Linked DNA regions of Mus musculus: region 2 is linked to region 1. The links are chromatin contacts, found by Hi-C or POLR2A ChIA-PET in ENCODE. All regions are on one chromosome and are shown on one strand. Each heading gives the region's core, a stretch centred on a gene start or an enhancer-like site at or near the end of the contact. The rest is flanking DNA. Distances are from core to core; before and after follow the strand shown.

Region 1 (6,691 bases), core at 2,580-5,079:
TTCAGCTGCTTTTGGGATCTGAATGTAGAACTCTTCATCTCTCTCTCTCCAGCACCATGTCTGTCTATATGCCACCATGCTTCCTGCCATAACTATAATGGACTAAACCTCTGAACTGTAAGCCAGACCAATGAAATGCTGTCCTTTATAAGAGTTGCTGTGATCATGGTGTCTCTTCACAGTATCAGAAACCCTAACTAAGACATTCTCTAAATACTCACTAAATGAATGGCTCACCCCTCCAAACCCCAGGACAAAGCTGTCTCCTTGCTTTGATTAGACAGGGCTAACCACTCGGAGTAAGTCCTTGTGACACTCAAGTGAACAAGTATTGGAAATTAAATATAGCAAGGTCTCATTTATTTGTATTCACAGAAGCCACGGAACTGGGATGCTTGAACCCCAATCCATTTTGAATTTTTCTCGTAGTTATTGATCATACTATGGCAATCTGCATTTACCTATAGCTGATGGCTTTTCTCTTGAGCTATTAAAAGCTCAAAATTCTCTAATCTTTCTTCAGTGACCAAGCCGTTTTCACAATGGCTCACCAAGTTCAGAACTTCAGTGGTTTCTTGGGCCTCCATGTGATCAGGACAGGATGTGAGAGGAAGTGTGTGATGGGGGGGGAGGGGGATGTCATTACCATGGCAACTAAAAATGTATGAAGCTGGGAGTTGCTCACTCCAGCACTGGTGGTTGGCATTGCTGGTCTCCTCCCAGGCAGAAGACGAAAGCTCTCATCCCAACCCAAATCCCAGTTACAAGCTCCATGATCATCCCGGTGCCTCTCCATGCTGAGCTCAGTCCAACACAGTAATTAGTGTTCTCGTGGTCATTGTTAGCTGTGTGGCTTCAGGCAAGTCCAAGAACTTCTCCGATCCTCAGACCCATAGAAAACGTGGAGGACATGCAGAAAAATGCTAATGTGTGAGAGCACTCATGTGTGCAAGTGCACAAAGGCCAGAGGCTGATGTGGTTCTCTATTTACTAAAGCCACCCCACACCCCCGGCCCCCCACCCTCGGCTCCTTGCTGAATCCAGAGCTCATTATTCAAGCAGTCTAGCTATTGCCCCAGAGACTCCCCTGCTTCCACTCCACCAGGCTTTCATCTGGGTCCTGGGGATCTGAATGCTGGTCTTTGAGCTGTGTAGCAAGCGAATTATCCACTCAAGCCATCTCCCCAGAACTCTTTGCTTAATTAAAAAAGAAAAAAAAATGATCCTGTAGATCAAATAAAAGCCTTGCCTAAAATGTTCAAGTTTAAGGACTGCCTGGTAGGTGAGTGACGGAGGTGAATGGCTGGCGCTTTTGTTTCCTAATTGCTAAGTGAGTTTAATGTGGGCTAATTAATGATGCTATTGGTGAGTGGAATTAGCTAATGCAAAACCTAAAACTGCATCAAAGCACACAGGGAGGCAGGTGCCATCTAGGATAATTGAGGGAACAGAGGCCAGAGCGGAGCTGTTAAGGGTTGTACATGCACCAAGCTGCTGGGCAGGCCAGGGGAGGTAAGGGAAAACCAAGCCAGCCTAGGGCTGAGCCATTTAAGCAGTGGGGCTGGCCGCCAAAACGCCATCCTGTTTACAGCTCCCGTATTTGACTTTCAGATTTGCTTAAGTCTTTGAAGCTGGGTTCCCGGGCCTTTCCTTGAGAGTAAATTCCATTCTTTAGAAACCACAGAACACACTCTCATGGTCCCAGAAAGGGATGTGAGCGACCTGCCTTCTGTATGACCCCTTGGGACCTAAGGGACCTTTCATTAGAAGATGCCCCAGAGTTAAAACAATCAGCCTGGGTTTGTCCCCTACGGACAGTGGGTAGCAAATATGGGGTGGCCTCACGGTGGCAGCACTGAGCTGGATGTAAAGAGATCTCAGACGGATCGTCACAAATACAATGGCTCTCAAAAGACTCACAGAAAATAGAAACTATTATTTAACACTTCCCCACCCTTCCTTCATGTAACTGCTGAGTTTCATGGCTGGGCAGCACAGCACACTGCAGACGGTCAACTGTCACCCTTCCCTACCTACTCTGGAGAACTATAGCTGGTCCCCGCTGCTGGCCAGCATCCAGAAACAAGCGAATCACCGGCCAGGGATAAGATTCAAATTCAAAACTCGAAGTACAATTTCTATTGAATTGTACAACTGTCAATCATTTGTACAGCATTATAAAGAATCTCTGGGGGATCCTCTATACATCTTTTCAGCAGACACCAAAACGAGACAATGACAGCAAGCCCCAAACAACGGAACAGACAGACAGTGACCAGAGAGGACAGACAGACAGTGACCAGAGAGGACAGACAGACAGTGAGCAGAGAGTAGGCATATTACTTCAGTAAGTTTCTGTTTAGTTTTTCCTCCCAAAGAATGCAACCTAGGACAGCCTCCAACAACAGCATCATAAGTGGACAGAGGAATGAATGCTGAGAGGAGACCCCCCTCATCCTGCTGTCATCTCCAGGGAGGGTGCTTATGTGGGGGCGGTCTCTTGGGACACTTCCTAACGTTAAGTCCTCGTAAGCCACTCTCTCAAAACATATCTTTAAAGGTTTTAAGCGATCATGACCTAGAATGTCTGTTGTACATCGGGACTTCTCTGTCCTTTTATGCCCTCTTGACTCTTTGATACTTTGAACAAACCTCAGTTTCACTCTGCATTTGAAGGTGTACCCAGGTGCCACTTCAAAACAGCAAGGTAGGGGCCCCAGAAGAAGTAAAGAAGAAGTTGGCCCTGCCACACTCCACCACCTCTCTCTCTCTCTCAACTATGATTTCAGTCTTGAAAAGGGGGACTGTTTCCCACTGACTGTCTAGCAACCTGACTGACCAGGTCTTTGGCCCTTGTCACCTCTCTTGCTTTAGCTGTCCCCTGGTGATGTGGATACTCCAGCAGTGACCTCACCTGCTGCCCCATCTGCCCTGAGATCACACATTTTGCCTTGCAGGAGTTTCTTACCGCAAAGGCTGAAAAATCCAACTCTACTCTCTGCATGAGGCCCTTCTACCCCAGATGCCTCGGAACACTAAAGGAACCTTTGGCTAGAAATGAAAACCTCAAGTGTCACAAAGACCTATCTAACACACTCTCTTCCTCTTCTCCGACAACATAGGACTATGGCATTGGGTCTCAGACTTGATTGGAAGCCTGCCTGAATGGCCTCTTAAGACAATGAGCTACTCTGGGTAGAGGCAGGTGACGAATGCCACTAAAGTCCCAGGTGCCTCTTGCCTTCTTCTGTGAGCGAGTTGGAGAAACTCCGGTCCTCTCCCCAGATGGCAACACGTGTTTTAGTAGCACAAGTACTGTCTGTGACGCACAGTTTGGCACTCTAACCAAAGCGCACTCAACAGCGGAATGAGTTTTCTGATATTTTCTTCAAAACAAAGAAACAACCTCAAGCCTGTGAACTTGTAGCACAGACAGACACACAAGTAATCAGTAACGCTTGTCCAAACGCAACCCAAAAATGACATGCATTTCAAAAATGTACCCGAGATCCTTCCTAGCCAAGGACACCTCGGTTTCGTCCACAGTTGAAGAATACGGAAAACCAGAAGTGAAAGAACCAAGGTTTACCTGGTACCCGAATGAGGTTAGCTTTTCCCAGCAGAAGATGGGTCTACGGAGAAGGCGAGCAGGTAAGGGATGGGGGGCAGGCTTCACAGGCGTCCGTCGGTGTCCTCTCAAAAGCAGAGCTCCACAATCCTGGGGCCAGCCGGGTGACAGCGGCCAGGCACACCTCTGCTGCCAGCGCAACTAACTTTCTATTTTGAAGGGCTCCCGGGAACTCGCTCTTGACTGTTCCCGGTCTGGACTGCGAGTTTACAAACAGTCGAGCGGAGAGGAGGCCCCTCGCTTCAAACCCACCCGCGCCACCTAGAGGCCGCGCCAGGCATCGGCAGTGCAGGAGCCTGGGCACAGCCTCAGGCTCTGCCGCTGAGTGCACCTGGCTCCACAGGACTTCCTGCCCCTTAAGGGACAAGCTGGAATGTGTAAAAAGCATTGAGGTTTTTCCTTTTGGAGTGCGTGGGGGTCTTGCTTCTATCAAAGCAAGTTGGGCCTTTGGGCACAAGAATAATGAAAGATGAAATTTGCATTAAGTTATCATTAATCAGAACTTAAGCACAGCCCCCTTCCCCACAAGATGGTTATAGGTATGATGAATACTGCTGTATCCATTCACGCTCCTTCATGCAGCCTGGAATACACTTGTACATATTTCCAATCTCTCTCCTGCTCACCACAGATTTGAGTCACCATTTTCTCCTCAACATCTTCTCTCCATGTCATTCCAGGTAACTCAATATAGGCTCCAGACAAGTTCAGATAAACATATCTAACTCTTGTAACTACAGTATGTGCCTCATATAAATACAGACTCTACCACTCCAGAGACGTGCACATACCTCACAGAACTCTTGATAGCCCTATGTATCCTTTACATTTCCAGATAACTATATATGCTCCGATAACCTCATATACCCCATGTGATTTGATAGCAAGGAAACGTTAAATGCAAACCTTTTGGTATTGATCAATTCTCTTTCAAAAAATAAGTTATCTGGAAAACACCCAGCCTTAAAAGAATGTAACAGCCTCATTCCTTTCTCCCTCAACCTCATGGTCCCCCGCCACAGTAAGGAGTGGAAACAACAGGTTGTTGTTGTTGTTCTCTTCCTCCTCCTTCTCTTCCTCCTCCTTCTTCTGCTTCTCCTCCTCCTCTTCCTCCTTATTTTCTTTCTTCTTCCTCCTCCTTCCTTCTCTTTCTCCTTCTTCCTTCTTTCTCCTCATCTTCCTTCTCTTCTTCCTCCTCCTCTTCCTTACCTCTTTTCTTCATCTCCCGCCTCCTCCTCCACCTCTTTGTTTTTTTGGAAACAGGGTTTCTCTGTGTAACAGCCTTAGTGATCCTGGAACTTGGTTTGTAGACCAGGCTGGTCTCTAACTCGCATAGACCTACCTGCCTCTGCTTCCCAGGAGCTGGGACTAAAGGCAATTGCTGGCAAGCCAGCCTAGGAGTGGAGCCTTCTATATACTCTGCTCCCGTCCTGTTCCCTCTGCCTTAGATACACTGGAGAAAGCAGGACTCTCAGTAGAGAGACAGATGGCAGAGTACAGGCTTAGGCCGAGGATCCTGAACTTAATGATTATTGCTGTGGGAAAGCACAATGCTCTTTTCTTAGCTTGCTGACCAGTGTGGACAACTCATCCAGACAGTGCAGGCGCCCTTGAGTGTTCAGGCTTGGTTAGCTACGTTCCCCAGGCTGAACCTACAGTGAGTTAGTAATAAATGGAAGTTTATCACATCGGGGAATCCAATGCAAGCTACTGAGCTAGTCTTCCCTGTGGAGTGCACTTGTTATTTTGAGAGGTGTATCTGAGGACATAGATTTAATTTTAGCTGTTACTTTTATTTTCTATTGGACATTAAGTAATGCCTTTAAACTTAGAGTGTGAGACAGACAACATTGCCGCTGCCAAAAGACAGGAGAGGTGGAGGGAGAGAAGAATATGCACAAAATGATAAGAACTAGAAAGCAGAGCTGGCCTTTGCCACACTACAGATGATCAATGTGAAGTCTCCATGGTCCTTTTACCCAAATCAGAATGTATGGACAAATTAATTCAACACATTGAGAAAATGAAGCCAGAGAAGTCATTGCTTATCTGAGTCATTTAGAAGCTTGGAATATTCATTGTTCTCTGTTTTGAATACTTTCTGGAAGATGGACATAAAAACAGCCACAGATCTTCATCGTATGTGGAAATGAGGACATGAGTCAAGACTGTGGACCATGGTTGGTCAAACGGTGCTGTGGAGAAAGTGGTATAATTTAGAACATATGCTTGATATAGATAACTTAGCCCAGGCTGGGCTGCCCTTTTCAGCACTTGCGTGCAGATGCATGGTAGGCTGTGGGGTACAGTGTTGGAGGGGTCCCAGAGCTTAGCTCTATTGTGCCACCACATCACATCACATCACATCACATCACATCACATCACATCACATCACATCACATCACATCACATCACATCACATCGGCTATGGAGATTCACGAGACTCGATGATTAGAAACCATGCATCAGGTAAAAGAACAATGGCCAGCTAAAGAAGTGTCTTAGTTAGAGATTCTACTGCTGTGAACAGACATGACCAAAGCAACTCTTATAAAGGACAACAGTTAACTGGGGCTGGCTTGCAGGTTCAGATGTTCAGTCCATTATCACCATGGCAGGAGCACAGCAGTGTCTAGTCGGGCATGGCACTGGAGGAGCTGAGAGTTTTGTTTGTTTGGGTGTTTATTGTTTTTGTTTTTTTTTCGAGACAGGGTTTTTCTGTATAGCCCTGGCTGTCCTGGAATTCACTCTGTAGACCAGGCTGGCCTCGAACTCAGAAATCCTCCTGCCTCTGTCTCCCAAGTGCTGGGATTAAAGGCGTGTGCCACCACCTTCATCCAAAGAAAGCCAGGAGCAGACTGTCCTCAGACAGCTAGAAGGAGGGTCTCAAAGCCCACACCCACAGTGACATATTTCAACAAGGCCACACCCCCTTATAGTGCCACTCCCTGGGCCAAGCATATTCAAACTACCATAGGAAGATACTCAGCAATGACCTCTGGGCCATCATACATATGTGTGTATGTGTGTTTGCATGTGTGTGGGACATGCAAACACACATAC
Region 2 (6,691 bases), core at 1,754-4,253, 130 kb after region 1:
CTTGTTTATGCCAGCATTACAGTAGACTAAAGAGTAATGTGCTACAATGTTACCATGACTACAAAGTCACCAGGCAACAGGAAAACCTCAGCTTCATTGGAATCTCATATGACTACCATCATATAATAGAACTTTGTTATGTGGTCCATGACTCTATTTGTCTTGGTGTACATGGAATGTGGAGGTCTAAGGTTGATGTCTACAGGTATAATTGTGCGGCTGAAGTGTTTACTTACATCCATGTGTGCCCATGTATGTAACACAAACACACACACACACACACACACACACACACGCACACGCACACGCGCACACACGAACACAAACATCATCTAGTCATGGCGTTTTCTAAGTATTAAGGACAAAAAGCTTATGAAAAATCACTAGGAAGAAAAAAATGAGAACCAAATCTTCTAAAGACAGCAACAATTAAAAATGATTATTTTACAATTAAATGCAAATTTTCAGATTAACATTCAATACAAGGTAAGAAAATAAGATTTCAGGACTTCCCAAGGAAAAATATAGTTTTATGCCTCACGGGGTCTGACAAGCAAGGTATACTCTTAGCAGCCACATCCTTACTGTGGGTCTGTCAGATTTTGTTGTTACTTCTTCTTTGTGGTGACTTGTTTCTCTAGCTTTATTTTTGTATGTTTGGATTTTCAAAGTTGTTTTATTTAGCGAATTGCCTTAGATCCATATACACAGATAAGACAAAGAGAGGTAACCTGAACAGGAACTGTGTATGGGCTATTGGTGCTGGGATCTCTCCCTGGGCAGTGCTCTGAGTCCTAGGGTGCTATCCTATGTTTGGAGAGATTGTTCAAAAGGTTATTCTCCGTGGTGGCTTCTCTCTCAGTTTCATTTTTTTTTCCTCTGGGCCACAAGGAGTCTGTCACCAGCCCTGCAGGCTATTGACTGCCAGTAGTGGGGACAGTGTGATTCCACAGAGGCCATCTTCATAGGGACTGTGCCCCTTTGGCATGGGGATGGTCTTGTGTCACCATCAACGAGGACTTTAGTTCTTGTGACATAGCTATAGTGGGATTTACGCCAGGACACCGAGTACCACCAAGTGTGTTGCCCTGGCCTAAGAAGTCAAAGCTTTTTCTCTGAGGGAGAGGGGCCTGGATAGGACAAAGACTCAGGCATGCTTACTGTCCTTTCCTTGGTGGCTGCAGTGCCGGGACCCTTTCCCCAGGGTTGTTGTCACTACTGTGTAAATAATAGGAGGTTGGAAGAGTGTACTGGCTGGTTTTGTACGTCAACTTGACACAACTGGAGTTGTCACAGAGTAAGGAGCCTCTATGAGATCCAGCTCTAAGGCATTTTCTCAATTAGTGAACAAGGGTGGGAGGGCCCATTGTGGGTGGTGCCATCCCTGGGCTGGTAGTTTTGGGTTTTATAAGAAAGCAGGCTGAGCAAGCCAGGGGAAGCAAGCCAGTAAGAAACATCTCTCCAGGGCCTCTGTATCAGCTCCTGCTTCCTGACCTGCTTGAGTTCCAGTCCTGACTTCCTTTGGTGATGAACAGCAATGTGGAAGTGTAAGCTGAATAAACCCTTTCCTCCCCAACTTGCTTCTTGGTCATGATGTTTGTGCAGGAATAGAAACCCTGACTAAGACGGAAGAGTGTCTTCAAACAGACAGAATGCCCCTGGACTTGCATACTCTGGGCAGCTCATGCTCACCTTCAGCACTGCTGAAGTGGCTAGCACCTGCCCCAGGCTAGCCAATGCTGGAGCCATCTCTTCTTGGTGAGCCTGTTCTTCCTAAGACAGTGCTCCATCTGCCTGTTTTACATCTTGAACCTTTTATGGACCCAGGACACACAACCCTGTTGCTTATTTAGCTGTTGTTGTGGCCTCGTGGTTAAAATGCAGAACTCCCTCTTTAGCTTCCTATATTTCAAGCGGAACCAGGATTTCGTGTGTATATGTGTGCACATGGGTTCATGTGTTTCAGCAAATTCACCACACTACTACTGGCCAGCTGATCTAGAGGTAGATTAGACAAAAGAACGATTGAAAAATTGGGAAAGAGCCTGTTAAGATGGGGAAGGGTTCTTTTATGGTTGTTTGGTCTTTCGCATCTCCTTTTGGAAATTTGGAGTCCCTGTATCACACAGCTATCATAGATGGGCTCGTACATGTGCTCAACAACACTGTCATAGGCACACATCAGGCTGACCAGCTTCCTGGTCACTAGGGCTACTGATACTGGTGGGCAGCATATCCCCTGGCTCACAAACAGGGCATGAGATGGGTAATTGTTGATAACTCGGATCTCGGATTTTACAGAGCACAGTGAAGTGTGCGTAAAGTCACGAAAATAAACAAACTAAAGGCTTGAAACTGGGGGTGGGTGCATTGGCTGAAATGAAGAGGGGGTTCACTGGTAGGGGAAACAGATGAGAGATAATGGGGGGCAGACGATGAAGATACATTAGAAATGCAAATAAGCATGGCTTGTGAAAGGATAAGTAAAATTAGAAAAGAATGAAATGAAAATAAAAGCTCTTCAGAGTGAAATGAAATATCCTGCTAAAGTTTTCTTGATCACAAAATACCCCGATGGCTTAATGAAGGTAGAGGAGCACTTAATTTTTTTTTTTTTCCTTACTTGACTCGACAATTGGAGTCAAGAATAATAGCTGTAGAGATCTGGAGCTATAGTTTCTCAAAACCCATCAGAGCCCGTGGGCGAGCCTGTCAGCTGAGAAAAGCCATTCAAGAGCTTTTCATTTTGGGAGACGTGTTAAGAAGTAACAATGACGCTGAGCGAAACCAAAGCCTTTCGGTAATTACTTAACGTGTTGCTTTGTTCTAATAATGGAGTTCGGGAGGGAACACGACTTCGAAGGCCAAGCAGAATAAACACAGCGAAGAATCTCGTGAAACACTCAGCTCTTTTTAAAGGGACGAAGCCTGGGGGGGTGGGGGCAGAAATGGTTTGCGAAAAGAGCACCCCTGCAAGCTGCGTGACCGAGGGAAGGAGGGAATTATTTATGGAGGACCAGCTATGTATTCGCTGTGCTGGGCTTAGGCCCACAATGCCTAGCAGCCTGCTTTGGGGGCCGGCGGGGCAGCTGTCGTGGGCCGGAAGGCAGCAGCTTGCAAAGCAAAGAAAGGCAGGCAGCTCAGATCTAGCTTTGGTGAGAGCCTTAACATGGAAGCCATTATAAATGTGCTAGAAAACAGGTTACAGGTATCAAAATGCTTGCTGTTTGCTAGATACTCTTCAAAGTGCTTTCTGTGTACGAGGGAGCCATTGTGCATACCCATTTCCCCGATGAAGGGTCTAGGAACCACCAGTTGGGAACAAAAACAAAAGAGATTTAAGATATGCATTGTGCTTTTGAACAAGATTGCCGACCTGGGTCAAAATGTGCTAACCTGGTCTGTAAAGGTGTCTTTTAATAGAGCAATCTACCTAGAGGAGGAAAGTAGAGTAGAGCAAACCAGGTATTCTTATCTGTGTAGCCTCAGGTTCTCCAAAGGCATCAGGACTGAATGTGCCTGGCTGTAAGAAATGAATGAATGAAGAAATTAACCTGAAGGGCACAGGCACCTTTCTGAGGTTTGTTGTTTTGTTACTAAAAACTGGGAATAATTGTTCAGAAACTTACTTCATTGCATAGGATTTAACCCTATGCTCCCTTCCCTATGATACAAGGTACGGGTAACTATGGGAGCTAAAAGCAAAGAGGGAACCGAGTCTGAATCTCATTGCAAATGTGAATTTAACTCAGAACTTTAATGGCATTTTGAAATGGCTTTTGTATTTAATTATAGATAACCCAGGTAAACACAGGCAAGCCATTACTCAAAGGCACGCAGACACAGGAAGTCCAAGAATACCAACAGAGTGTTAACAACCAGTTATTTATTGCAAATTAAATTAAATTAAATTGTTTTCATCAAATGCAATGCTTTGCTGACTAATAAAATTATACATTCTCTTTATACGATATGAATACTTATTATTCCATCATCCTTTATAGGTAAAACAAGACTTCATAAATGTGATAAAAATTACATTTAACTTAAACCAATACATTAAGACTTGGTTGCACTAATTCAGCTGCAATTATGTAATGTTAAAAGGACACTGAATTAATTTTCTCTCCATGAGATAATGGTCATGCAGCAATTCTTCCATTTCCCCTTATGTTCTTCTTGCTATAAAAACAACTCTTGATCTTTAGATTCTGCTATTCCAAATATGGGAAGTTCAGTACAGATCCGAAAACCCTGGGATTTGTGCCAGGTCTTGTTTAGAACAGACTGAGTAGAATAGAAGTGAATAGAAGACATTCACCTCTGAGGGGGCCCCACATGCTTCTCCCTTCAGCTCTTAGAGGCACTTTTCCTATCTCACCTCCATCTCTAGATCTCTCTTCACACATTGCTGGAGGTTACAGAGGATATACTGGGGTCAAACACACATAGGCACATCCACAAAGCAGAAGTTAGTACATTGTAAGTACAATTCTAGTTGACCAGTTGTCCGGATGTTCATCGTCCTGGGATGCATGGCTTCCGTTTACCTTCCTGACGTGCAAAACTAGCTTTGTGAGTAGGCAAAGCTGCTCCAGAGTTAGGTGCCCGGAACTATAAGTCTCTGAGCCACTATTGCAGTCAGAATTTCTTGTCACTGAAATTTAGCATCCTTCCAACATCACCATGTTCCTAACAAGAGCACAGTATCTGGGAGCTCTCTCCCAAATCACAAGACACAGCCATCTCATCATCCGCTAAAAATAATGCTTAGTATCAAAGGGCATGCATGTCCTTCCAGTTCCCCGCCCCATCTTGGGTGTGCTTAGAATTTAAAGATGATATCGCTAGAAGTATAGAACCTTAGCATTGCAGGGTCCTTAAAGATTATTGATCCAACTTCCTAACCAATGTGAGCAGTGTGCAATCTGATTCATCGGATTCGAAGTTCCTACTTCTGCCTCTGTTTATGGAGCTGTCTTAGGAGGTAGCTGTGTGTGCCTTCCTGGATCCAGGTGACACTAGTCGGCTAGCTCACATTAGGAGAAGAGAGTAGCAGTGTCACATGGCCTGGTCTGTGTATGTGTTCAGTTTCTTGTGGGAAGCTGAGGTTCCAGGCAGTAGCAGGACAAGGCTGTAGACCCTGCTGTGTCAAAATAGCCATGATACCCAAATTAGCAAGGATTCAGAATCAACTTGCATTAGTATAAATTCCAGAAAACTTGAGATTGGCTTTTTACAGCAACGACTATAAATGCACTAGCACAGTTAGCTATGTAGTTACTGCCTGAAGACTTCATGCTAAAAATACCACCACTCTATGAGGCAGCATGTCTTCTCCGTCAGTTGGTGACCCCAGCAAAGACCAACCAGTATCCTCTGCCAGACATGTGTGCCTGTGATCTCAGTCACCAGTCCATCAGAGCAGAGGCCAGACAAGCTATCCCCACTGAGTCCTGTCCAAAGGACGAGTTTATGAGCAAATCAAATGGTGCCACTGTACGGAAATAGTTAACTAAAAATTTAATCCTAGGATCTTATGATAAGTCCTACAAATATCACCACAGTTCTGCGTATGCAAAAGTCTACAGGGCAGGCAAGGTAATGCCAGGTCCAGCAGAGATTTTTTTTTCCTCCAAAAAAACCAACCCAAAGGGTCACTATTTAAAACTTAGAGGGCCATATGGCCATGGGACCAGATTTCCAGTTGCTTAGAGAATGCAGATTGGGTAAAATTCCCAAAAGATCTATACTAGGCCCAGTATGTGGGAGAACACTTTGAATCCTTGACATCTCATCTTGAAGCAGGCTGTCATTTATGGGTGATGAAAAGGACACCTGATTACCACTGGCCATGTCCCAGTCCAGGTGGGTGTCTACCTCACTGCTTCAGAGCCTGTGGTGTGAAAGGCTGATGAGTGACTCTAGAAGTTAGGTGATTCTTTCTCCCAACCCCATGCTCCCAGAAATAAAATTCAGACTCAAAATATATTTAAAAATACTTTGGCCATATAGCTAGACTCTTCTCTGACTAGATCACAACTTGACCCATTTATTTAATCTTCCTTCTGTCCTGTGGCTGGTTACCTATGAATCTCCTGTGCCTGGCACTATCCCAGAATCCTTTCAGCCTACACTATAGGTCATCAACTTTATTATCGACAGGTGCCACATCCATACAGACACTATTTTCTCCACAAGTGACAGTCTCAAGTTTCATGCTGTGCCTCTATGGTCACCTTGGTTACCATTTATGATTCTTCTCTTGTGAGGGCCATCAAATACACAAATGTCCCTGAGCTGGCTTTGAGAAATATCTCTGAGACCCTTCCTCACCCAAAACCCCCTTTAAAAAAAATCTATTCCTTGTGAATTTCGAACCAGTGTGTTTTGATCTTGAACAATGATCATATTCATCCCCACCGCAACTCCGTCAAGGTCCCCGCCTCTTTCCTACCCTCACAGGTTTGTGTTGTGGATAGCCCCGGGGCTAATTATATTTGATGTTCATTCTGTTCTCCTGTGAGGGGTTGTGAACAAGGAATGAGTCAGCACTCAGGTGATTTCCTGTAAACCTTCTTCCTACCTTAATTTGTAAAATAAAGGAGAGCTGATGATTGGGCAGATAAAGGGAAGGTGGAGCGGAAGGTTGAGGAGAGAGAAGAGGAAAGAAAATAGAAGAAGAAGAGGA

Evidence for each region. Hi-C counts contacts between places; a loop is a spot of excess contacts on that map. ChIA-PET counts read pairs that join two places held with the same protein, here RNA polymerase II (POLR2A).
Region 2: a map of left cerebral cortex shows a loop between it and region 1 (2.2-fold over the local background). The contact joins the enhancer-like site here to the promoter of Edar in region 1. A Hi-C loop is called at or near these places in 4 of 37 maps with a recorded cell type or tissue (adrenal gland and left cerebral cortex). POLR2A ChIA-PET finds 5 or more read pairs at or near these places in 1 of 5 experiments (Patski).

The regions. Positions count from the first base shown.
Region 1 is chr10:58,671,867-58,678,557 of GRCm38, forward strand. Edar (ectodysplasin-A receptor) reads right to left here and starts at 3,830. Exons shown (of 12, transcript NM_010100.3): 1 at 3,590-3,830. It overlaps Gm36158 (a long non-coding RNA gene), which reads right to left. Exons shown (of 3, transcript XR_380458.1): 3 at 5,515-5,823.
Region 2 is chr10:58,798,328-58,805,018 of GRCm38, forward strand. No RefSeq gene overlaps it. Among named protein-coding and RNA genes, the nearest start is that of Sh3rf3, 12 kb to the right of the region's middle. Within about 2 kb of position 3,004, at least 1 of the 3 ENCODE cell types and tissues checked has a DNase peak (open chromatin) inside an H3K27ac peak, as active enhancers do; it is left cerebral cortex, where a contact is called at or near this core.